Linked DNA regions of Homo sapiens: region 1 is linked to region 2. The links are chromatin loops, found by intact Hi-C in ENCODE. Cell type or tissue: mammary epithelial cell. All regions are shown on one strand. Links, peaks and the distances in the headings refer to the core of each region. The heading gives the core; the rest is flanking DNA.

Region 1 (15,957 bases), core at 4,357-9,356, 60 kb after region 2:
TTAACCTTTTCTTTCTCACAGAAAGTTGAGAGGGGAGGTGAGGATCTACTTGGTCCCAAAGCAGTTGCCGCCAAAATCAAAGCCTTCAGTAGTGCTTTGAAAGGGTGTAGAGAGGAGTTTCACCCGCCTCCTTGGTCAAAAGCAGATGGGCGATGGGTGAGCGGTGGGGAGCTGGAGATGACAATGTTGTTTTTGGGTGGGACCCTTCCACAACTCACATAAGCTAGAGGAAGTGATTTCCTTTCTCCAGGAGCCATCTATAGCAAGCCTGGAGATGGGAGCGTTAGCATGTGGATGGCATGGGAAAGTGACTTCCCAATTCTGAGAAGCGGGATGTCTGGGGGTTTGTGTTAATTTGTGCTTTCCCCCAAACAGGAGCTGAGACAAGAATTTGGGGACAGAGTTTATTTGGGTGGCTATTCCAGGAAGTAAAAGTGAAGGAGCAGGGAGAGTAAGCCGTGAAGGAAGAAACTCCAAGAAAAGCTGGTTAATGCCCTGGGTAACAGGGCAGGGCAGGGACTAAGGCGAGTTGAGAGAATGGCCTGGGGTGCAGAAGGTAAGGAAGCTCTCACTCTCAGTTTCATGAAAACCTAGCCCTACACTAGAGCCTAGGCTTGCTGGGGATTCTCTGAGGAATTTGGCTCAGAACTGTCTCTCCAAGGAGATTACGATATTTATCTTCCAACTCTTGTCCTCCCTTGGTAGAGGGTTGGCCTCAAGAGTGTCAACATCCCCCTGTACTTGCCCCACCACAGGAAGAACAGCTTCTGGGCTGCTGTTCCTGAAAAATAGCAGTGGAGAAAAGCCCAATGGCTTTGGAGAAAGCCCCGAGGCAGAAAAACTGCAGAGTTGTATCCCAAGTCAGATGAGGCAAGGGATGTGGCACGGAGCCCCAGTGGTATGTGCTACAGGGTTGACATGGTAGAATTTGAGCATAGCCTCCCACAGTGGTCTCTAGAGGAGCTGCCATCTATTTTGATGACCCAAGTGCTGAGCATGTCCAGGGAGGACCCTGCAATGTGGTGAGATGCTCCTTTGTGTGTGAGCACAGTGTCACCCACCCGCCACCCCTCTACTCAGTGGGGCAGGGACAGCAGCATTGCCACTTGGGAGGGGGACAGTGTGGCAGGATGGGCTCTCTAATTCCCCCCCTTTTATCTTTCTGCTTCTTTCTTCTGGGCAGGAGTGGAAGGCATCTCTTAGCATGAGAATGTTTAAAAGTTATGCCAACGGCAATAAATGGTTGGCCTGTAGGTGCTCCTTCCTAAAGAATACGGGGTAGGGGGTCAATGGGACTTAGTGACTTAACATAAAAGAGGAGGGCAAAATGGAGCCATGGCTGGCCAACTCTGTGTGAACTGCAAGGCAACCCTAAGTGGGCAGCAAAGAAGCGCCAGCATCATCCTCTGCTTCAGAGCAGTTTAGGGTCAGCTAGAAGCAAGCTTGGTTGTGGGTGGAGTGGGCATGACTTTTCAGTCACTGTGGGTTGGGGCCAGAGTGATGGGAATTATAGCACTGGACTGAGGTGGAGGTGTTAAGGCTGAATGCATCTCTAGGCAGTAAATTTAATATTTCAAAGAGTTTGGGGGAAGTAATCATACTAATCCAGAGAGAAGGCAAGACCCTGAGTTAGAGGAGTAAAAATAACAGATGGTGAGAGGTAGAGATTTGACATAGAGAGCCCAGGACTTAGCTGATGGAGTAGGTGGAAAGGCAGCAAGCATAGCTAGCTCTGAGTGTCCAAACTGGGTGGATTGGGAGGTGAGTGGTAACCTGAAAAGGGCAGGGAGCACTGGAGACTTGTTATGAGAAAAGAGGTGTGAGTTGGAGTGATCTGAGAACATTCAGGTGGACATGACCAGGAGGTGCTGGAGCCAGGGGAGGAGGGGTGACTTTGAATTCTAGGGAGCACTCACATTTTTAGTCTTTAGAGACAGTGCCTCACTCTGACACCCAGGCTGGAGTGCAGTGGTGCAATCATAGCTCTACTTCATTAGGAGGAAGCTCTGGGAGTTAAGCACTCCCTTGCACATTCCATATCTGCTGTATCCTCGAACTCCTGGGCTCTAGTGATCCTCTCACGTTAGCCTCCCAAAGTGTTGGAACTATAGGTGCGAGCCACCACACCCAGCTAATTAAAACAAAAAAATTTGTAGAGATGGGCAACTTGCTAAATTGCCCAGGCTGTTCTTGAGCTCCTGGTGATCCTCCTGCCTTGGCCTACCCAAAGTGCTAGGATTATAAGCATGAACCACTGTGCCTGGCCAGCACTGATATTTAAAGATGGCCAGAGGATGAGGTGTTCAGAGAGGGAGAGGGAAAGAAAGTGAAAGAAAGAGAATGTTTTCAGAGGAGGGAGTGTTGTAGGAAGGACTCAAGCCCTCTTTCCTCTTAAGGGCCTGGTGTTTTGGAGGCTCTGCCATTCTACTTCATTAGGGGGAAGCTCTGGGAGTTAAGCACCCCCTTGCACATTCCTTATCTGCTGCAGAATTTCATAATGGTCCCGCCATAACAACCCCTCCCAAAGCTGTTTTTCTCTTTCAAACCTTACAAAGCATTTTCATCCCCTTTGAACTTCTTTGATGGGTTTGGTAGGCCAGTAATCTTTCCTCCAATTGTGTAGACGAGAAAATTTGCTCAAGGAACTTGTGACATGCACAACAGAAGGCCTGGAGTCAAATTGGGACCATCTGCCCTCTCATCCAGAGCTCTGTCAGGAGAGCCATATCGCTTAGCAGATGAGTTTGAATGCTTCTGCGTGGATCATTTCCAGACATCTTCGGCCTCCAAGTGTTTCTGAGGCTCCTTGTTCTAGCTTCAAGAACATAATTATTCAACAAGTACACACACACATCTTTATATTGCTTTATAATGCAATTAAATCTGTAAGCTGGAAGTAGGAATAGCCACATTTCTAACAATCAGTTAACTCAATTCTGGTAAGGAAAAAAAAATGAGTCTTCTTCATGTACCCCCCTTTAGAATTTATCTTAGTGCAGTGTGCATATGGACCAGGTTTTGTTGTTGGTTCTGTTGTCAGAACTGGTATTTAAAGGGTCAGCAGTAGACAGGGATTTCCTTGGTGTATATTTGATGCCCCCAGCAAATCCTGCCTTTTTCTACCTGAACTCAGGTGAGTGATGATTTATCTGGGTCTCCTCAGGAGGACACATTTCAAACATATTTCCATTTCAAGGAATGTTTGAATGACTTTCTGGAGCCAGAGTTCACTGCCAATGTTTGGGGCCTAGGGAGTATTTATCCAGATGAAAAGTACTTGACCATCTCCCCTGAGATGAAGGTGGGAGCAGGAAGCCTAGTTCATGTCCTTGGCATCCTATCTAAGCAGGCTTAGTGGCTTTTAGTTAGTTTGATTGAGAGACTCAACAGTCCTTAGATCAGGTCAGCACTGGACACAACCTCCTACCTAATCTCCCTGCACCTAAGCTCAGCTTTTATGTAATTTGTAACCGTGGCCAGAAGCGTCTTTAAAAAACATGAATACAGCCTGTAAATTGTAATATTCATGGGGAATTTTTGCCTACCAGCTTCCTTCCTCCTTTTGGTAACAGTGCTTTCACGTTTTTGTTGGGGGTGAGGGAGGGGTTGGAGAGAGGAGGTGATTGCACGTGGTCTTGTTGGAGCTATCAGTCTAAATGCCCCTCTCTTCCTCCACTGGAGCTGGGCCGATTAGATGCTCTCTTCCTGAAATTTGAATCCTAACTGGGAGACTCACAAGGGAAAAAACTGGAACTGCTTGGTCTTGGCCTCCTGAAGAGACTTTCTATTACTGCCTGCTGCCCAGAAACCTACCTAGCCTGGGGTGCCATCCTCCCTGGTTCTTCAGCATTTTCTTTCATTCTTTGAGCTTCCCATAGCCTTCTACTAGATTATTTCTATGCTTATAACTGAATAATTCTGATGCAGAAATTGATACCTAGAGATGAGTGTTACTGTTAACAGATTCTAAAATGTGTCATTGGCCAAACTGAGGTTTGAGTGTAGAGCACTGAGACTTTCCTATCCCCAGATCCAAATCTGGAAATCTCTATTATGCCATTAGCTGTAGCCTGTTGTATCTGAAGACTCAGGCCACCTGCCTCTTGCAGTAGGAGTTTTAGGGCCTTGATGGAAAAATTCTAGGATTTGGAAGGTGTGGGCTACTTTCTGTAAGGCTTAGCAAAGTCCTACAAATGAAGACAAACTTACTTTGCCTAAGTTGGCCCATATTAAAGCCGAAGGGGAAGCTTTTTCTCTTTATGGCAAGAACCCTAGATCTTATAGGCTTACGCGTTGAAGAGTAGAAAAAGCAAATTTCTGTCCCAGGCTAATAATGGTGGAGAGAAGGCAATGGGGCTGGAAACAGTGGTGTGCCAGAGCTGGCTCATATTGGCTCAAGTCGACTGTGTACATCTCTTCCCAATTCTATCTTCAGGGTGGTCACATTAGTAGTTTCATATGGGCCATGGTGGAAGTGTTTACACTAGACAAGGCAGAAAATGCTACATATCAGTTTTTCTTTTTTCTCCTGAAGAGCTGACTTTTTTAAACACTTACCAGCACACCACTGGTTGGGTACATTGAGATGGGGTAAGAATAGGAGCTGGGAGAAGCCTGACACCTCCTCCCCTCTCTTGCACTCTCTGTAGGGCAAAAAAGATATTACCCCATAATTGTCTGGTTATCCCTCACCAATGTCTTGATCCAACCCAAGAATCACTCTAACACTGCAAAACTCAATCCTTCCTGTTATTTTATTTGTGGCAAGAGAAAGATCCCTAAAATAAAATGCATTTATAAAATGATTGCCTTATAATAAGCACTCAATAAATATTTGCTGAATAAAAAAAAAAAAAGATATTACCCCAATTTAAAGAGCTGTCCAGTGGGATACAGACTGGGGTGAGGGGGAAGTAAACTGTGCCTTCAAACCCAAGCCTATGTTTTTTCAGCAGTATCTTTATACAGTGGCAGGCTAAAGCCAGGATGAAGGCTACTCATCTGAGAACTGGCGGGAAGGAGGACAAGAGGTCTGTTGTTAAAAGACAGTAACATACAGGTCTAAGTAAGTCTAGATGGAAGGGGCGTAACCCACTAGATCTGACAAGTTGGTAAAATATGACAGAAAAAATCTCTTATATTTTGAGACTGGGGTTTTGAGGGAGTTGCATTGCCAGAGAAACTTCACTCCAGATAAGAAATGGCCTGTGATTGCTCAAACCTGAAGGGAATTTCTAGGGCCCAGTGGTGCCAACAGAAAGTGCAATAAGCTGCCTATTCTCAAGAGGGAATCTCTTCCCAGTGCTCTTGTCTCATGAGGAAGTAGGACAGTGGATGAGGAATTCTTCCAGCGATCAAGACCAAGAAAACTCTCCACTGTCAGGTCAAGGAGTACATGCTTCAGGGTATATTGTGGATTGGCACTTCGGGATGTGGTTTCTCCTTTTCTAAATAGGGTTTTTTAAATGGAAGCTAACATGTTTATCCTATACTATCAATTGCATGGTTAGCATTTGGGTACTGGGCCATGAAGAGCTACCTCTAAACTGATCAGGAAGAAAGCATTTCACTCATTTGACAAATATCTTTGAATTTACTTTGATACTGTTCTGGTGGCTAGGAATATATCAATGAGTAAAGAAGAGTCCTTGCCCTCACAGAGCTTACATTCTAGTAGAGAAGACAGGCCATAGCCAAGTTCATGTATGAGATCCCAGAGGGTGTTAAGTGCTGTGGTTGTGGCTCACGATTAGATAGGCCGGTCGGAGAAGAACTGAAGAAAGCACAGGGCTGAGTGCTATGGTTATAATGGCTGAGGGAAAGCAAGTTCCATGGGCTTGACATTGAGGCAAGAACATGCCTTGTGTGTTTAAGGAACAGCAAGGAGCACAGCGTGGCTGAAGCACAGGGAGTGAGTGGAGGGGAGATGAGGTCAGGGAGGAGTGAGGGCCCGATGATGTGAAACAGTTGTAATGACATCTACTCAGAGCACCCTGGGGCCATGGGTGGATTTTGAGCTCTGGCTGTGGTTTGAGAATTGATTGTTGAGGGTAAGAGTAGAAATTGAAATAAAACTTGTGAAAAATGATGGCTACTTGGATAAAGTTGAAAGTTAAGGTGGTAAGAAATGGTCAAATCCTGGATGCATTTTGAAAGCAGAGTTGACAGGAGTTGCTGATATCTATTATTGAAACATGCTTGACTTGAAGCTGAATGCAATAATTGGACAAGGCTCTGGAGTGTATGGTTTTATGTGAGAAAGTTACATCATGTTAGGAAGTTATTCTTGTTATTGCATGTCTGGAAAGAAGGAAGTTTGCTAACACTGGGCAGCCATGAGGTAGAATGCGGTGAGCAGCTATTATTCATCATCTATTCCTTCTTGTTATGGCCACAGGGCTCCTCTATATGGGAACTACTCTCCACCCAGTTTCTGATTCTGATTGAGCACATGATCCAGGAATGGCCAGTGGGCTGCACGTTCTGGACACAATGTTTGCTTAGGAAAAGGGATGTAATACAATCAGGGCCAATGACATGCCTTCCTGGATATTTGCTGGAATCATTAGGTAGGAGTTAAGCTTCCCCTCTGAGATCACAGATATGAGCAATTTGCAGGTGATCTTGGCTACCCCATGGAAAGAGTCTGCCTGATAATGGAGCCAACATATAAGAGACCAGAGTCAAGAGGGAGAGATGATATCCCGATGGCATTGTGTGAGCTCCTGAATCCAGCTAAGCCCAGATCCAGCTGCATCTCAGGGTTTCCGGTTTAGTAGATGAAAATGTCTTCTTTTCTTTCTCCTTTTTCCCGGGAACTAATCTAGGTGGGATTTCTATCACTTGCAACATGGGATAATATCTGGTCAGTATATGCAGGTATAATGAGATATTTCTATACTGACTCGGAAATAGCGGCTGCCTCAAGTCTTCCAAAGGGCTCCCTACGGTGCCAGCTATCCTGGTCCCTTCTTTGGGACCTCTCTCTGGACCTCCCCACAATACAACAATGAAAGGGTTAATACCTGATGCAGCAGGGGGCCTGCTTCAGCAATATGGTCAGTTCCTGCTAATTGGTTGGCGCCAGGCAGATTGTGAAAAGTTTTAATATCACTCAAAGTACCATCCAAAATAATTCAGAGGGATATAAAACTCTGTGCCCATTGTGAGCATATTCTACTCACTCGCACACTCCCTGATATGCTTGTATTACAATAGCTTGGTTACCTTTCCTCAAACTCTTCATCCACATGCACATCTTCTGTGTCCTTTGCAGTTTTTATTACTTTTTCCTAGAATTTTATTTTTTATTACCCGTTATTGAACTCCTACGCCACCTTTTACAACTCAGCTCTGATAATCCAAGTCCAAGACATAAAATGTCACCACTGAGAGTAGCAAATAGTAACTACTTCTGTGAAGAGGGAGGAGAATCAAAGCTGAACCATTTAAAATTTCTTTTTTTTTTTCCTTAAAATCATGAGATAGAGTATCAAAGCTGAACCATTTAAAATCTCTTTTTTTTCTTAAAATCATGAGCACACACAGAAAATGCATGAGACAAATATGTTTAGCTAATGCATAGACATAAAGACAATACTCGTTAAGAGAACCACGTAGGTGAGTAATTTTTTTTTTTTTTTTTTTGAGACAGAGTCTCTCTCTGTCACCAGGCGGGAGTGCAGCGGCGCTATCTTGGCTCACTGCAACCTCTGCCTTCCAGGTTTAAGCGATTCTCCTGCCTCAGCCTTCTGAGTAGCTGGGACTACAAGCACGTGCCACCATGCCCAGCTAATTTTTGTATCTTTTAGTAAAGACAGGGTTTCACCCTGTTGGCCAGGATGGTCTCAATTTTCTGACCTCGTGATCCACCCGCCTTGGCTTCCCAAAGTGCTGGGATTACAGGTGTGAGCCACCGCACCCGTCCTACATGAATAATTAGAACATTGCCAATCTCAGTCACAAGCGCTATCTTCCGTCTACCAGTAACCTTGACTTTTGTGGTCACCAGCCCTTGCTTTTCTTTATACGTTCCTAAACAAAATAGTTTAATCTTGCCTGTTTTTGAAACTCATATAATCATAGAGTAGATATAGTTTATGCCTGGCTTCTTTCATTTAATAAGGTTCATTTTTAGACTTGTTTGAAGCTGTATCTCATCCATTTTCATTACTGCATAAAATTACATTAAAAAATACCACAATTTATTAAATTATCCTACTGTTGAAGGACATTGGGTTGTTTCTAATTTGGGTCCATCATGAACAATATTGATAAGAAATCGTCTTGTAAATGTCTCCTGGAATATGCGTGCATGGATTTCTCCAGGTTTCATACCCAAGAATGGAAAACCTGAGTCATGGGTTTATGTATCTTCAACTCTTCTAGGTAAATTTAAGCGGTTTTCCTAAACACAGTCATGCTCTGCATGATAACATTTCTGTCGATAACAGACCACATAGAAGATGGTGTGCCATAAGATTATAAGGAGCTAAAAAATTCCTGTTGCCTAGTGATGTCATAGCCAACAAAAAGTGGTAGCACAAGTCATTACTCCCATGTCTGTGGTGATGCTGGTGTAAAGAAACTTATGGGGCTGCCAGTCATATAAAAGTAGAACACGTACAATTATGTATAGTACATAATACTTGATGATGAAAATAAGTGAGTGGTACTGGTTTATATATTTACAATATCATATTTTTATTATTAAAGTATACTCCTTCTACTTTTTTTTTAAGTTAATTGTAAAGCAGCCTCAAGCAGGTCTTCCAGGAGGTATTCCAGAAGAGGGCATTGTTATCATAGGAGATTACAGCTCCATGAGTGCTACTGCCCCTAAGACCTTCCAGTGGGACGAGATGTGGAGAAAGAAGACGGTGATATTGATAATCCTGACTCTGTGTAGGCCTAGGATAATATGTATGTTTGTATTTTAGTTTTTAACAAAAAAGTTAAAAATATTAATAGGAAAAAGCTTGTAGAATAAGGATATAAAGAAAATACTTATGTATAGCCTGTACAATGTTCTTGTGTTTTAAGCTAAGTATTATTATGGAGTAAAAAAGTTAAAAGAAATTAAAAAGTTTATAAAGTAAAAAAGTTACAGGAAACTAAGGCTATCACTGAAGAAATGAAAATACTTTTAAAAAATTTAGTGTAGCCTAACTGTACAGTGTTTATAAAGTCTACAGGAAGCGTACAGTAATGTCCTAGGCCTTCACATTCACTCACCACTCATTCACTGATTCACCAGAGCAACTTCCAGTCTCACAAGCTTCATTCATGGTAAGTGCCTTACAAAGGCATACCATTTTTATCTTTTATACCATATTTTTACTGTATCTTTTCTTTTCTTTCTTTTTTCTTTTTTTTGAGATGGAGTCACACTGTCTTCCAGGCTGGAGCACAGTGGTGCGATTTTGGCTTACTGTAACCTCCGACTACTGGGTTTAAACAATTCTGCCTCAGCCTCCCAAGTAGCTGGGACTACAGGTGCCAGCCACCACACCCGGCTAATTTTTTGTATTTTTAGTAGAGACGAGGTTTCCCCATATTAGCCAGGATGGTCTCAATCTCCTGACCTCGTGATCCGCCCTCCTTGGCCTCCCAAAGTGCTGGGATTACAGGTGTGAGCCACCCACCCGGCCTACTGTACCTTTTCTATATTTAGATACACAAATGTGTTACAATTGCCTATAGTATTCAGTACAGTAACATGTTGTACAAATTTGTAGCCTAGGAGCAACAGGCTATAGGTGATGCAGCCCAGATGTGTAGTAGGCTATATCATCTAGGTCTGTGTAAATGCACCCTATGATGTTTGCACAGTGACAAAATCGCCCAAAGACACATTTCTCAGAATACATCTCTGTTGTTAAGCTACACATGACTGAAGTTGTACCAATTTACACTCTCTTTAATGGGAATTCCTGTTTTCTCCATCTTTGTTATCACTTGATATTTCTTAGACTCTAACATTTTTGCAGATCGAATAGATGTGTGGTGGTATTTCACTGTGATTTTAGTTTGCATGTCCCTAATTACTAATTAGGTTGTGCATACTTTCATATGCTTATTGGTTATTCAGATTTTCTTTTTTGTGGAGTGCCTCTTCCAGTCTCTTGCCATTTTTTTTCTATTGTGTTATCTATTTTGCATTGATTTGTAGAAGTTAATAAAAATTTCCTCTGAATATTATTTTGTTGAATATAAGTGTTTTAAATACTTTCTTCCATTCTATACTTTGCCTTTTCATTCCTAATATATATTTTAATAAACTGATGTTCTAGATATTAATGTAGTCAAATTTATCACTTTTCTTTATTCTATGGTCAGGTAGATATTTTCCTCTATTATCTTCTAACAGCTTTATAGATTTGTCTTTCACATTTAGGTATACTTGAAACTGATTTTTCAGTACAGTTTTAGGTGGGGGTCTAATTTTTTTTCTTTTTCTTCTGAAAACACAATAATCCTAGCACCACTTTTAGGAAGACTATCTTTTCCTCACTCTGTGTTATCCCGTCTTTACCATATATGAAGGGTCCATATATAAGCTTGGGTCTGCTTCCTTTTGTAATTGATTCTCAGCTAAATTGTATTATCGTCTGAAAACATACATATACTTTTAATCCCTTGAACATTGTTTGAATTTTATTCTATGGCCAGGCATACGGACTATTTTTGTAAATGTGCCCTATGTACTTGTATTTGTACCCTTTTGGTAACCTTAGGTTTTGTGTGGCTTTCTGTAAACAGAATTTATTTGAATTTTTAAAAATCTTGACTGACACTCTTTTTCCCAGAGTCCATTTAAATTTAATGTAATTTATGAATATTTTTGTTTTTGAATATACTACTTTACTCTGTCTTTTCTATTTGTTTCTTTTATTCTGTATGTCTCTATATCCCGGGTTTTTTTAATTATTATTATACTTTAAGTTTTAGGATACATGAGCACAACGTGCAGGTTTGTTACATATGTATACATGTGCCATGTTGGTGTGCTGCACCCATTAACTTGTCATTTACATTAGGTATATCTCCTAATGCTATCCCTCCCCCCTCCCTCCACCCCACAACTGTCCCCGGTGTGTGATGTTCCCCTTCCTGTGTCCATGTGTTCTTATTGTTCAATTCCCACCTATGAGTGAGAACATGCGGTGTTTGGTTTTTTTTGTCCTTGCGATAGTTTGCTGAGAATGATGGTTTCCAGCTTCATCCATGTCCCTGCAAAGGACATGAACTCATCATTTTTTATGGCTGCATAGTATTCCATGGTGTATATGTGCCACATTTTCTTAATCCAGTCTATCACTGTTGGACATTTGGGTTGGTTCCAAGTCTTTGCTATTGTGAATAGTGCCACAATAAACATACGTGTGCATGTGTCTTTATAGCAGTATGATTTATAATCCTTTGGGTATATACCCAGTAATGGGATGGCTGGGTCAAATGGTATTTCTGGTTCTAGATCCCTGAGGAATTGCCACACCGACTTCCACAATGATTGAACTAGTTTACAGACCCACCAACAGTGTAAAAGTGTTCCTATTTCTCCACATCCTCTCCAGCACCTGTTGTTTCCTGACTTTTTAATGATCGCCATTCTAACTGGTGTGAGATGGTATCTCATTGTGGTTTTGATTTGCATTTCTCTGATGGCCAGTGATGATGAGCATTTTTTCATGTGTTTTTTGGCTGCATAAATGTCTTCTTTTGAGAAGTGTCTGTTCATATCCTTCGCCCACTTTTTGATGGGATTTTTTTCCTTGTAAATTTGTTTGAGTTCATTGTAGATTCTGGATATTAGCCCTTCGTCAGATGAGTAGGTTGCAAAAATTTTCTCCCATCCTGTAGGTTTCTGTTCACTCTGATGGTGGTTTCTTTTGCTGCTCAGAAGCTCTTTAGTTTAATGAGATCCCATTTGTCAATTTTGACTTTTGTTGCCATTGCTTTTGGTGTTTTAGACATGAAGTCCTTGCCCATGCCTATGTCCTGAATGGTATTGCCTAGGTTCTCTTCTAGGGTTTTTATGGTTTTAGGTCTAACATTTAAGTCTTTAATCCATCTTGAATTAATTTTTGTATAAGGTGTAAGGAAGGGATCCAGTTTCAGCTTTCTCCATATGGCTAGCCAGTTTTCCCAGCACCATTTATTAAATAGGGAATCCTTTCCCCATTTCTTGTTTTTGTCAGGTTTGTCAAAGATCAGATAGTTGTAGATATGCGGCATTATTTCTGAGGGCTCTGTTCTGTTCCATTGGTCTATATCTCTGTTTTGGTACCAGTACCATGCTGTTTTGGTTACTGTAGCCTTGTAATATAGTTTGAAGTCAGGTAGCGTGATGCCTCCAGCTTTGTTATACACCAATAACAGACAAACAGAGAGCCAAATCATGAGTGAACTCCCATTCACAATTGCTTCAAAGAGAATAAAATACCTAGGAATGCAACTTACAAGGGATGTGAAGGACCTCTTCAAGGAGAACTACAAACCACTGCTCAGTGAAATAAAAGAGGATACAAACAAATGGAAGAATACTCCATGCTCATGGGTAGGAAGAATCAATATCTTGAAAATGGCCATACTGCCCAAGGTAATTTATAGATTCAATGCCATCCCCATCAAGCTACCAATGACTTTCTTCTCAGAATTGGAAAAAACTACTTTAAAGTTCATACGGAACCAAAAAAGAGCCCACATTGCCAAGTCAATCCTAATCCTGTTTTTTTTTTAACCTTACTTTTTTGATTGGCTAATTGTTTCTTAGCATAGTTCCCCCTTGTCCTACTTTGGAAATGATATACTCTATTTCTGATTTGTTACTGGCAACCCTAATAATTAAGTCATTCATTCTTAAGTTACACAGTCTAATGATAATAAAAACCTTTACTTTTTTTTACTTTTTAGCATTAGGAGAAATACCTAATGTAGATGACGGGTTGATGGGTGCAGCAAACCAACATGGCACATGTATACCTATATAACAAACATGTACATTGTGCACATGTACCCTAGAATTTAAAGTATAATTTTAAAAAAAGAAAAAAAAGGAATTGTCTTTTTAATTTATTTGTAAACCTTCAGCCTGTGTTCAGCTCCAGACTGAAGATCTGTCTTATCTTGCATCCCTAACACTTAGGAAAGTGACTTCACTTTTGTCTTAAGCAAATGCTCCAGCACACCAGGGCTCTGCCGATACCTACTATTCTGTGTTAAGTGGATGTTCTGAATGTTATTTGCCATCTGTGTCTATGTGTTATGCAGTTTAATGGTATAAAAAGTTAGGGCGGTGTTTATGGTGGAGGCATACTTTTGAGAACTTGCAGGTTCCAGATATTTGTACAGTCAGCATCATTATCCTGTCTCTTATCTCCCTTCAGTGCTAAGGTATCCTCACATTCTGGGCCAGAGAGATTCTAGTTTTACCTCTTGTGGGTGGGGTTGAGAAGGTAGCTCTGGTTCTCAGGTTGGCTCCCATGGAAATCTAGTTTCTACCTTGTAATTGTACCACCAGGTGAACTTGGAAACTGGCTCTAGTGAAATTTTCAAAAGATAATCTTGCATTTGGATACATTTCCAAAAACTCCGTGTCATGCAAGATGTGTATATTGCATCCCTTTTCCAATGTTTCCCATTACAATTTAGGAAATGCATTTGTGCAGAAAAAATGAGAAATGGATTAGTTTCCCTGGGATGCTGTAACAAATTACCAGAAACTAGGTAGATGACAATAATAGAAATTTATTCTCTTACACTTCTGAGGCTAGATGTCTAAAATCAAGGTATTGGCAGAGCCATGTTCCCTCTGAAGCCCGCAGGTGAGAACCGTTGCCTTCCATGTCTCCTCCTAGCTTCAGCAATCTTTGCCATTCCTTGGCCTGCACATGTATCTCTCCGATTTCTTCCTGTGTCTCCATACAGCTGTCTTTTCTTTGTGTGTGTTTTTTTCTGCATCTTCCCATGGTATTCTCCTCTCTGTGTGTCTCTGTTCAAATTCCCCTCATATTTTAGCAACACCAGTCATTGGATTAGGGCTCACCTTCATCTGAATTTGTTTACATCTGCAAAAACCTTAATGTCAAATAAGGTCACAATCACAGGTACTATTGGTTAGAACTTCAACATACCCTTTTAGGGAACATTATTCAACCCAAAGCATAATTCAACATAAAGTTGAATTATGTTCCTATGTTTAGGGAGCATAATTCAACTCAAAGTAAAAATACTTTTGAGAATAGTATCATCTGCTTTAATAGAACCAGTCTGATGGTTTGGCACACTTAATTCTTTCACATATCATTGTAAAAATAAACCTGTGCCCAAACTCTCTGTCCACTTAGCTGTCTTATAAACACTTGGGCTAGTATCTCAGATGGCTTTTTCATCATCCACATGGGATTTAGACGTTGAAGAAGCTGCACAGTCAGTATCTGTGCTCCCGGGTTCAGTGGTACGAGAGAGGAAGAGTTATTTGGTTGAACTCATCTTTTAGAATAAATCAGGCATTCAGAGAATAGCTGATTTGAGATGGCTTGGTACCTCTGCTATCCCATCATCATCTTATTAACCTGCATCTGTGGATGCTGCCAACTCCCAGTAAGCATCTTGAGAGCCTCTTTGACTTCTTATGGGCTAATAGTGACAGAAAAGGGAGAGCAAGGCCTCGGCAAATCTGTATTCTTGAGGCATGTGAGATGTATCAGCCACTGTGCTTTGTAATTATACAAATGGAAAATCTTATGAAATGATCAAATATATAGACAATGAATTGGCTATATATTTGAATCTTTGTGATTGTGGCTGGGAATGGGCCAAGAGTTAATGGAAGATCATGACTGTCATTACAATCCCTATGTCCTATGTTGTTATAGGGAGTCTTTGCTTTTCTTCATCTCAAAATCTGCAACATGCCTTTGGCCTAAATAAACTCCTCTGACAATTCTTACTCCATTCAGTTCATACAATTAATCTTTTGGGGGCTTAATTCCTATTTTATCTCTTGTTCTTGGAGCAGTGCCCATCATATAGTACGTAATTAATAACATTTGCAGGATGAATGAAAGAAACTACTGGCCATACCTTTTATCTACTGGATCATCATTCTCATGATTATACTTTTTCTTCTGATTATATTAACTATGGAGTTCTGGACGCCAGGTAATGTAAAAACTCTCCTCCTTAATGTCTGATTATGAGATGTGAACAGACTCTGGAATGTATTCAAAAGCTGCCTCTTTAGCTACACAACAGAAAGGTCCAGCCATTTCAGCCTCAGAAAAGAGTGCTTTTCCCATATAAATGGGGCAGGCACCATGGAGTTCTACAGCACGAGATGCGAAGTCTATAGAAAGCATTCATTTTCTTCCCTTCCCACCAATTTTACAAGTGAGGAAATTGAAGTTAAGAGGGGAAAGACTTTAGCCCTGGTCAGCCAGACAATTGGTGGAAAAGTTAGGATTCCAACTGGCATTTCCAGATCCCAGGACAGTGCTCTTTCCTGCTCCACCCAGCCTCAATCTCAAACTGAAAAATATCAGGATCCCAGAAAGTGAGGGGTAAGTGACTCATGATACAGGTCAGCATCACAGAAATAAGAGAAAAATAAAATGATGCTTTATGATATAACGCTGGTGTGGACATACATTTAAAAATATTAATTTTAATGGATATCTCAAAGGCTTTTCATGACATAGGCCACAGGTGTTACCCTGGGTCAGAGCAGTTGTCCGACAGCTCTCACATGCAGTCATGCAAAATCCTAAATAATATTGCCAATCTCTGTATGGTGCTCCACAGAGGACTACCTTGGACCTTCAGTAATGTTCTTGTTCTATATCTTTGGAAGTTCTGGTCCTGAGAAGTTTGTCTCAGTAAATATAATCTGATTACAACAAAAATAAAAGGACAAGGGATATTTTCTGGAGAGTAAGAGAACCCATGATCTGATAT
Region 2 (6,732 bases), core at 1,733-6,732:
CACCATGCCCGGCCTCAGCCCCGTATGCACAGCTGCCAAACTGGTGATTCCCACAGGCCGCCCAGGAGCTGCGGTAATTGAGCTCCAGGGGCTGCCTCTTGCCTCCCTAGCATAGCTCCACCTCACCTGATGGGAAGGCCAGTGCAGTCCGAGCACAGACCAGGCCTGGCTGCGGTGCCGACTGCCCCTGCTGGGGACAGTGGGGATGCCTCTCGGGAATCTAACCAGGTAGATGCCCTCCGTGCTGCTCCTCTTCTAGGGAGTCAGGCAATCAGGAAATCAGCATCTCAAACCAGCCTCCAGTTTATAATTATTTAGTTTCTCATCTGGGACGAGAGGAAATTAGGCTTTGGGACTCTCCCTTAGTCAAACAAGGACTGAGCCAACAGGACTGCTCGGCTCTGATGCCATGGCTCCAGGAAGCCTTGATTTCTCCGTGACCAGAAGGCATCACTTCAGGCCCTGGGGTCCCTCCGTCAGTTTGGTATCTGCCCAGCCCTCTGCCCGTGTGAGGGTGTCCAGGGCCAGGCTTATATCCCTCTCCAGCTTTCAAGGCAGGATCAGATAATCATCTCAGTATCAGTACCCCTTCTCCCTTACACACACACACACACACACACACACATACACACACACACTGCCCACATGCGGGGTATGTGCCAAGGCTTTCCTCACTAGGCAGATGGTTAACAAGCCCCCCAACCAGTCTTTATTCATCCCCACGGATCTGCTGCTAAGCATCTACTGGGGAGCCCAGGTGACTCCTAAAATATGCAAGCAATGATGCTAAGAGTGAATATTCATTGAGCCCTTCCTAGGTACCAGAATTTGCTCTCCGTGTCCATCAGCGAATTCAGTTTTCCCAACAACCATATGTGATGGGGACTTTGTTTCCATTTTAGGTGATGAGAAGACTGAGGCACAAAGAGGTTAAGTTGAAGGTCACTGTGGTAGGCAGAATAATGCCCCCACCACCCCCAAGGTGGCCATGGAGGAATCCCCGGAAACTGTGAATATGCTAATTTGTATGACAAAATGAGACCGTGCAGATGTGATTAAATTAAGGATCTCCCCTGGCCTCCGCGAGACAGGGTCTAGCTCTGTCACTGGGGCTGGAGTGCAATGGTATTACCACAGCTTACCGCAGTCTTGAAATCTTGGGCTCAAGAGATCCTCCTGCCTCAGCCTCCTGAGTAACTAGGACTACAGGTGCACACTACCATAGCCAGCTAATTTTTAATTTTTTTTTGTAGACACAACGTCTTACCATGTTGCTTAGCTGGTCTTGAACTCCTGGGCTCAAGCAATCCTCCCACCTCAGCCACCAAAAGTGCTGAGATTACAAGTATCAGCCACTGCTCCTGGCCCTAAATTAAGGATCTTGAGGTGGGGAGATCATTCTAGATTATCCAGGTAGACTCAGTATAATCACAGGGGTCCTTTTAAGCAAAAGAGAGGCAGAGTGTTGTGACATGAAATTCAACCGGTCATTCCTGGCTTGATGATGACAGGGAACCACAGACTAAGAATCCAGTGCAGCCTCCAGAAGCTGGAAATGCCTCGGAAACACATTCTCCCCTAGAGCCTCCAAAAGGTGTGTAGCCCTGCTGACACCCTGAGTTTAGTCCAGCAAGAACCATTTTGGACCTCTGACCTCCAAAGCTGTAAGGTGATAAATCTGCTTTGCTTTAAGCCACTGCATTGGTGGTAATTTGTTACAGCATTCCTGGGAAAGTACTCCTGGTACCAAGCTGATCAATGGCTGAGCCAGCATGCACCCTGGTTCTCCTGATCTGGGCCCCACTCTGAGGCCCCATGCTGCACCACCTCTGCAAGATGACATTCAAGGCCACCCGGTCCACTCTCCTGCCTCCAGACTGGAGGGTCTGCATGAGTCATGCTGCTTCTGGCTCTCACATGCCAAGCAGGTAAGCTATTCCACGCCTGGCCTCTGCCACCCATGGGGCGGTGTGAAAACCAAACGAGGTAGAGAGCACCGTCGAATGTGGGGAGACTACCGTACAGGAGGGAGGGAATTATTTGTTATTTGTAAGAGGAAATCCCACTTGAGCATGTGTGTCTGGCCCTGAGTGGGAGCCAGGGGGGCAATGGAGCCATGTCCCCAAAACGCTCTGACATGGGATATTATGAAAAAACCAAACATGCCTCTGGCTGGGCTGGGCAGGAAGGCTTCCTGGAAGAGGCATTTAGATAAGCACCAAGGCTGGCCAGGGTTGCTCCAGCAACCAGTCAGCCCAGCTGGTCATGGTGAAGCAGCATGTGCTGAAGGCTGGGTGGTGGACTCCTCTCGGTGGAGCCAAGTCCCTTCCAGCTCTAGGGGGACCACTCACAGCTCTCCTTAGAGTGGGGGAACAGGCCCCATTGCAGGGAGCAGTGGTGTGAACAGGCTGCCTTGTACTACAGGCCTTGGCTGGACCCAGGCAGAGGTGAGTGAGACTTGAACACCCAGACTCAGGGAAGAGCCAGGGCACACAGCCCTCTGGATCCCACCAGTCAGGACCTGGGTCCCATGGTGGGCAATGACAGGAGCTGTCTATCTGGGTTTTACCTTTTCCAGACACAGCAATGGCTTAGGGTGACGTGTAGCAAGCTCTTGTCTCTCTGCCACTTCACTGCTCAAAATCCTTGCCTGGTTCCCATGGCCTTGAGGACAGCACTTGCACAATTGTCAATCCTTCTTCTGCACGTATGAGATCTCTTCCTTCCTAGACTGAGCACCCAGTCCATATGACTCTGCCTAAAGCATACCCAGGTCCCCCATGGCGCCCAGCACGTAGCCAATACCATAGAGACGAGTCAACTGAACTCCTGGCCAGGGCACACCTGTTTGCACTGCCTTGTAATTTCAGGCTGATGATTGAGCTGGTCCCTTGTGTGGGCTGAGGCAAAGGCCAGCTCTCCAGGTCTATGCTCAGCTGAACATCTTCAATCTTGTCATGTCATTGTCCCTAAACACCCACTCCTAGCCTCATGATAAAAATGCCAGCAAGGAGTGCCTGAGTTGTGGGGAATGCCTGACACTTGGGCTGCCTAAGTCTTCAGATCCCAGGGAGTTTAAAAAAAAAAACCACCCAAAGAAAAGGTAATTAACTCTGGAGGGGTATTTTCATGTGTTTGTGCTATTAAATCAACAGGCACACACACATACACCACAGACATGTGGTTTGATTGCCCATTTGAATCTGGTAGAGGAACGTGGGAGGATTTTGTGCACAGATCCTATACAACCAAGAAGGCAAAATACTTCTCAGTGTGTGTGTGAGGCCTCTCTGAATGTGACTGCGGTAGGATATGGAGTTCAGTTGGTTTCTTTTATTTAATCCCAGCAGGAACACATTCTGCAGGATTATAACAAAAATACATATAAAAAAATCATTCCACATGCCCATATTTACTTTTTGGTAACTTCCCAGAGATACACTGCAAGCATGGAGCCAAGAACAAGGCCAAGCGGAATCACTGCGCACTTGCTACGGTCTGTGAGCTCCTGGATTGTCACGACTGAGCAGGTTTTCTCACCAGGCTGCATTCCTGCCCACTTTTAAGTTTGTCTTTGCCCCACTTACCATTCCCAAAGGGCGTTGCACAGAACTTTGCACATGTGGAACTTAGATGTTTGAATGAGCATAAAAATTTAAGCACAGCAAAAGTTCACCATTCAAAACATGAGACCTGATGTTCTTTAGAAATGCATAGTGACTGATAATGGGCACAGGATTTCTTTTGGGGTGGTGCAAATGTTCTGGAAATAGATAGTGGTGATGGTTGCATAACCTTATGAATATACTAAAAACCACTGAACTGTGCACTTAAAAATGGTAAATTTTGGCTGGGTGCGGTGGCTCCTGCCTGTAATCCCAGCACTTTGGGAGGCCGAGGCGGGTGGATCACGAGGTCAGGAGTTCAAGACCAGCATGGCCAAGATGGTGAAACCCCACCTTTACTAAAAATACAAAAATTAGCCCGGCGTGGTGGCGGACGCCTGTAATCCCAGCTACTCAGGAGGCTGAGGCAGAGAATCGCTTGAACCCAGGAGGCGGAGGTTGCAGTGAGCCGAGATTGCGCCACTGCACTCCAGCCTGGGCGGCAGAGTGAGACTCCATCTCAAAAAAAAAAAAAGAAAAAGAAAAAGATAAATTTTATGGTATATGAAGTAGTATACCTCAAGTTAAAAAAAAATCATGGAGCACTTACAGATTTCTAGGCCTCACACTGGTGATTCTGGTCTGGAAAGAGCTAAGAATTTTGCATTTTTACAAACTTCCCAGGTGAGACTGAGATGGCCCTCAGATTAGCATTTGGAAGCAACTGCCCTAGGGTGGCATGCACATGGGACCTTGCTACACATAGGTTCTGGGGTGAGGCCCAAGATTCGGCCACTCCTACAACATCCTGGTGAAGCTGATGCTACTGGTCCACACACCACACTCAATGTCAAGGCTCAACAGTGTTGCTGAGGGGCTGCTCCCAAACCCCACAAATCTAGGCCTCTTCTTCCCCCCAGTGCCCACTGAGCCCACTAAGTGGCGCTGTCGAGGTCCAGCAATGTGCTCCCATCCCCAGGCAGCAGCAGTGTCAAGGCAGCCACTGGGAACCCAGTACAGGTCCTCACTGATGCTTGACAATTCCCTGGGGCAGCTGTCCTGGGGGATAGAGGCTGGCTCCGAGCCCTCAGGGCCAGTTTTTCCAGGTGGAAGCAGCACCTCACAGCCTCAGAGCCATTGCTCAATGGACAGTCTGGCCAGGCTGGGCACTCGAGGGCCCCCCACTGCCTCCCTTGCCCACCTGCCTCCCTGACCTTTCATTTGCCCCACGACCCAGCTCAGCACCTTGCAGGAGCTCTGGAGCTTCTGCTACATCCCTGAGGGCTTCTGTGGCTGCCAAACAGTGCTGGGTTGGTTAGATACCTGGAGGAGAAGCCCCAGGTGAGAGCTGGAGGATGCTGTTAGAGAGGCCACACCCCCGGAGTGAGGCCAGAGACGGGCTCAGAGCAAGAAAAGCTGGCCTTTCCTCCTCCTGCTGCTCTGTTCTTCTTACCAGGCTGTGACCACACTCTGGCAGAAAGCATAACTATTTGCGAAGCTGCCTTATCACTTTTAGGGGAACTATAAAATTCCCAAGGGGCCCAGACGGGGTCTTATTCGGCTCGATACCCCAGCGTGCCTAGCAAAGAGCCTGACACCTACAGGGAACTCAGGATGGCTCAAGATGAAATCTAGACCCACACTTGCCCCACAAAATAAGATGCAGCTGTGAATGGCAGGCTGCTCGCTACATATGGTCCCTCTCCACAGTGTCTGCCTCCCACTTTGCTCACGCCACAGCCATGGTTTGCATGTGGGGTTGTCTCATGAACCCCACCAGAAAGGCAGGGGTAGGCTGGAGAGCAGACACGTGGTTGGACGCATGCATTTTACTGCACATGTGCATGCAGACACCACTTGCCATGCATGCCCCTCCAATGAACCCCTGGGGTCAGGATCAGGCACTGGGCACAGGTGGGAAGAAAGTGGAGCCATAGGAGGAGCATCCCCCATCCCTGCCCGGGCAGGAAAAGCTCCTGACCTGCCAGCCTCAGTCCTGGTTATTTAGTCCCTCACTAGGTATCTGTAATCCTGATGCCTCCTGCCTTGGCCAGAGGTTAGTGAGTGAAGTCTTTGTCTTGGCCTCAAAAAAGTCCATTCAGAGAAGGGGCTGAAGGGGACCTTGGAGAGCTCTGTGGGGCCAGCCCGCTAGACCCACAATCGGTCGCACTGCTGAGCCCAGCAGTGTCGCTTAGATGATCAGCAGAGCCACCTGCGTGTGTGCACTCACCCTGGTTGCCACTGGCCAAAGGGAGGCCTGCCCAGGCCCTCGCAGTGAAATACTCATGCCTCTGACTGCAGCTGGCACCACCCTCCCGGAAGGCTCCATCTATGGGGCCCCTTCTCTGAAGTCCAGAGAACAGAGTGATTAGGTGCTGGCGCCCCATGCAGTGTGCTGCCCAAATGATGCCCCTCTCAGGCCCAAGCCCGGTAAGTCCCTCATTACGCTGCATCACTCCAATGGCTCTCCTCTGCAGGCTGGAGCTTTTTTCAGCTGTGGTTTATATAATTTAATGCTAACCAGAGTTCTTTGAGATACTCTGAAACTGCAAACATTTTGTCAACGCCTAATCAAAAAGCAAGTGCTGCCTCCCTCAAAAGATGCCCACATGTGAATAAACTAGAGGCCTCTTTATTGGGAAATGGTTTTTCCTTGGCTAAGTTCTGGTGACCTGCTTGAAGGTCCCTGCAAGTGGGTGGGGAGGAGGACGGACCAAGGGGGTGTGGTGGGGAGGGATATTTGGAGCCAATATCAGAGCCCGACAGACGTCATTTCTTCTGGGATCCTCAGTAGCTTAGCTTCTAGAATGTTCTGAAGAATCAGAAGAGGGTTTCTCAAACTTTCATGTGCCCAAGAATCCCCTGGGGATCAAATGAAAATGCAGGTGCTGACTTGGCAGGTCTGGAGGAGGGTCAGAGGTTCTTCATTTCCAACCAGCTCCCAGGTCATGACCATGCATTTGTCTTAGGACCAGCAGGGAATCAGCGCTACTCTCACTCCTAAACTAGAATGGAGGTGGGGTGGGGGCAGCACGTGCACATCCCCAGCGTGGGCCCCCAGGGGGTACTCAGCAGGTATTAACTGCAAAGGATATGAGTGAACCAGAATCTTCACAGCCGCTCTCCG

What was found. Hi-C counts contacts between places; a loop is a spot of excess contacts. Peaks named below come from ENCODE experiments on the same cell type or tissue, not always from the same donor. Only the 100,000 strongest peaks of a DNase experiment are listed, where the experiment ranks them.
Region 1: a loop joins it to region 2, with 2.9 times the contacts of the local background. A loop is called at or near these places in 1 of 110 quality-filtered maps.

The regions. Positions count from the first base shown.
Region 1 is chr3:38,681,160-38,697,116 of GRCh38, forward strand. SCN10A (sodium voltage-gated channel alpha subunit 10) reads right to left here. Exons shown (of 28, transcript NM_006514.4): 28 at 15,648-15,957. Among named protein-coding and RNA genes, the nearest start is that of SCN5A, 39 kb to the left of the region's middle. In mammary epithelial cell, for the core only: no CTCF peak of the experiment used is centred there; a DNase peak (open chromatin) is centred at 6,342.
Region 2 is chr3:38,623,611-38,630,342 of GRCh38, forward strand. It overlaps SCN5A (sodium voltage-gated channel alpha subunit 5), which reads right to left. Exons shown (of 28, transcript NM_000335.5): 3 at 6,701-6,732. Among named protein-coding and RNA genes, the nearest start is that of SCN5A, 23 kb to the right of the region's middle. RefSeq lists a silencer at 1,793-1,974 and an enhancer at 4,690-5,189. In mammary epithelial cell, for the core only: a CTCF peak has its summit at 4,541; no DNase peak of the experiment used is centred there.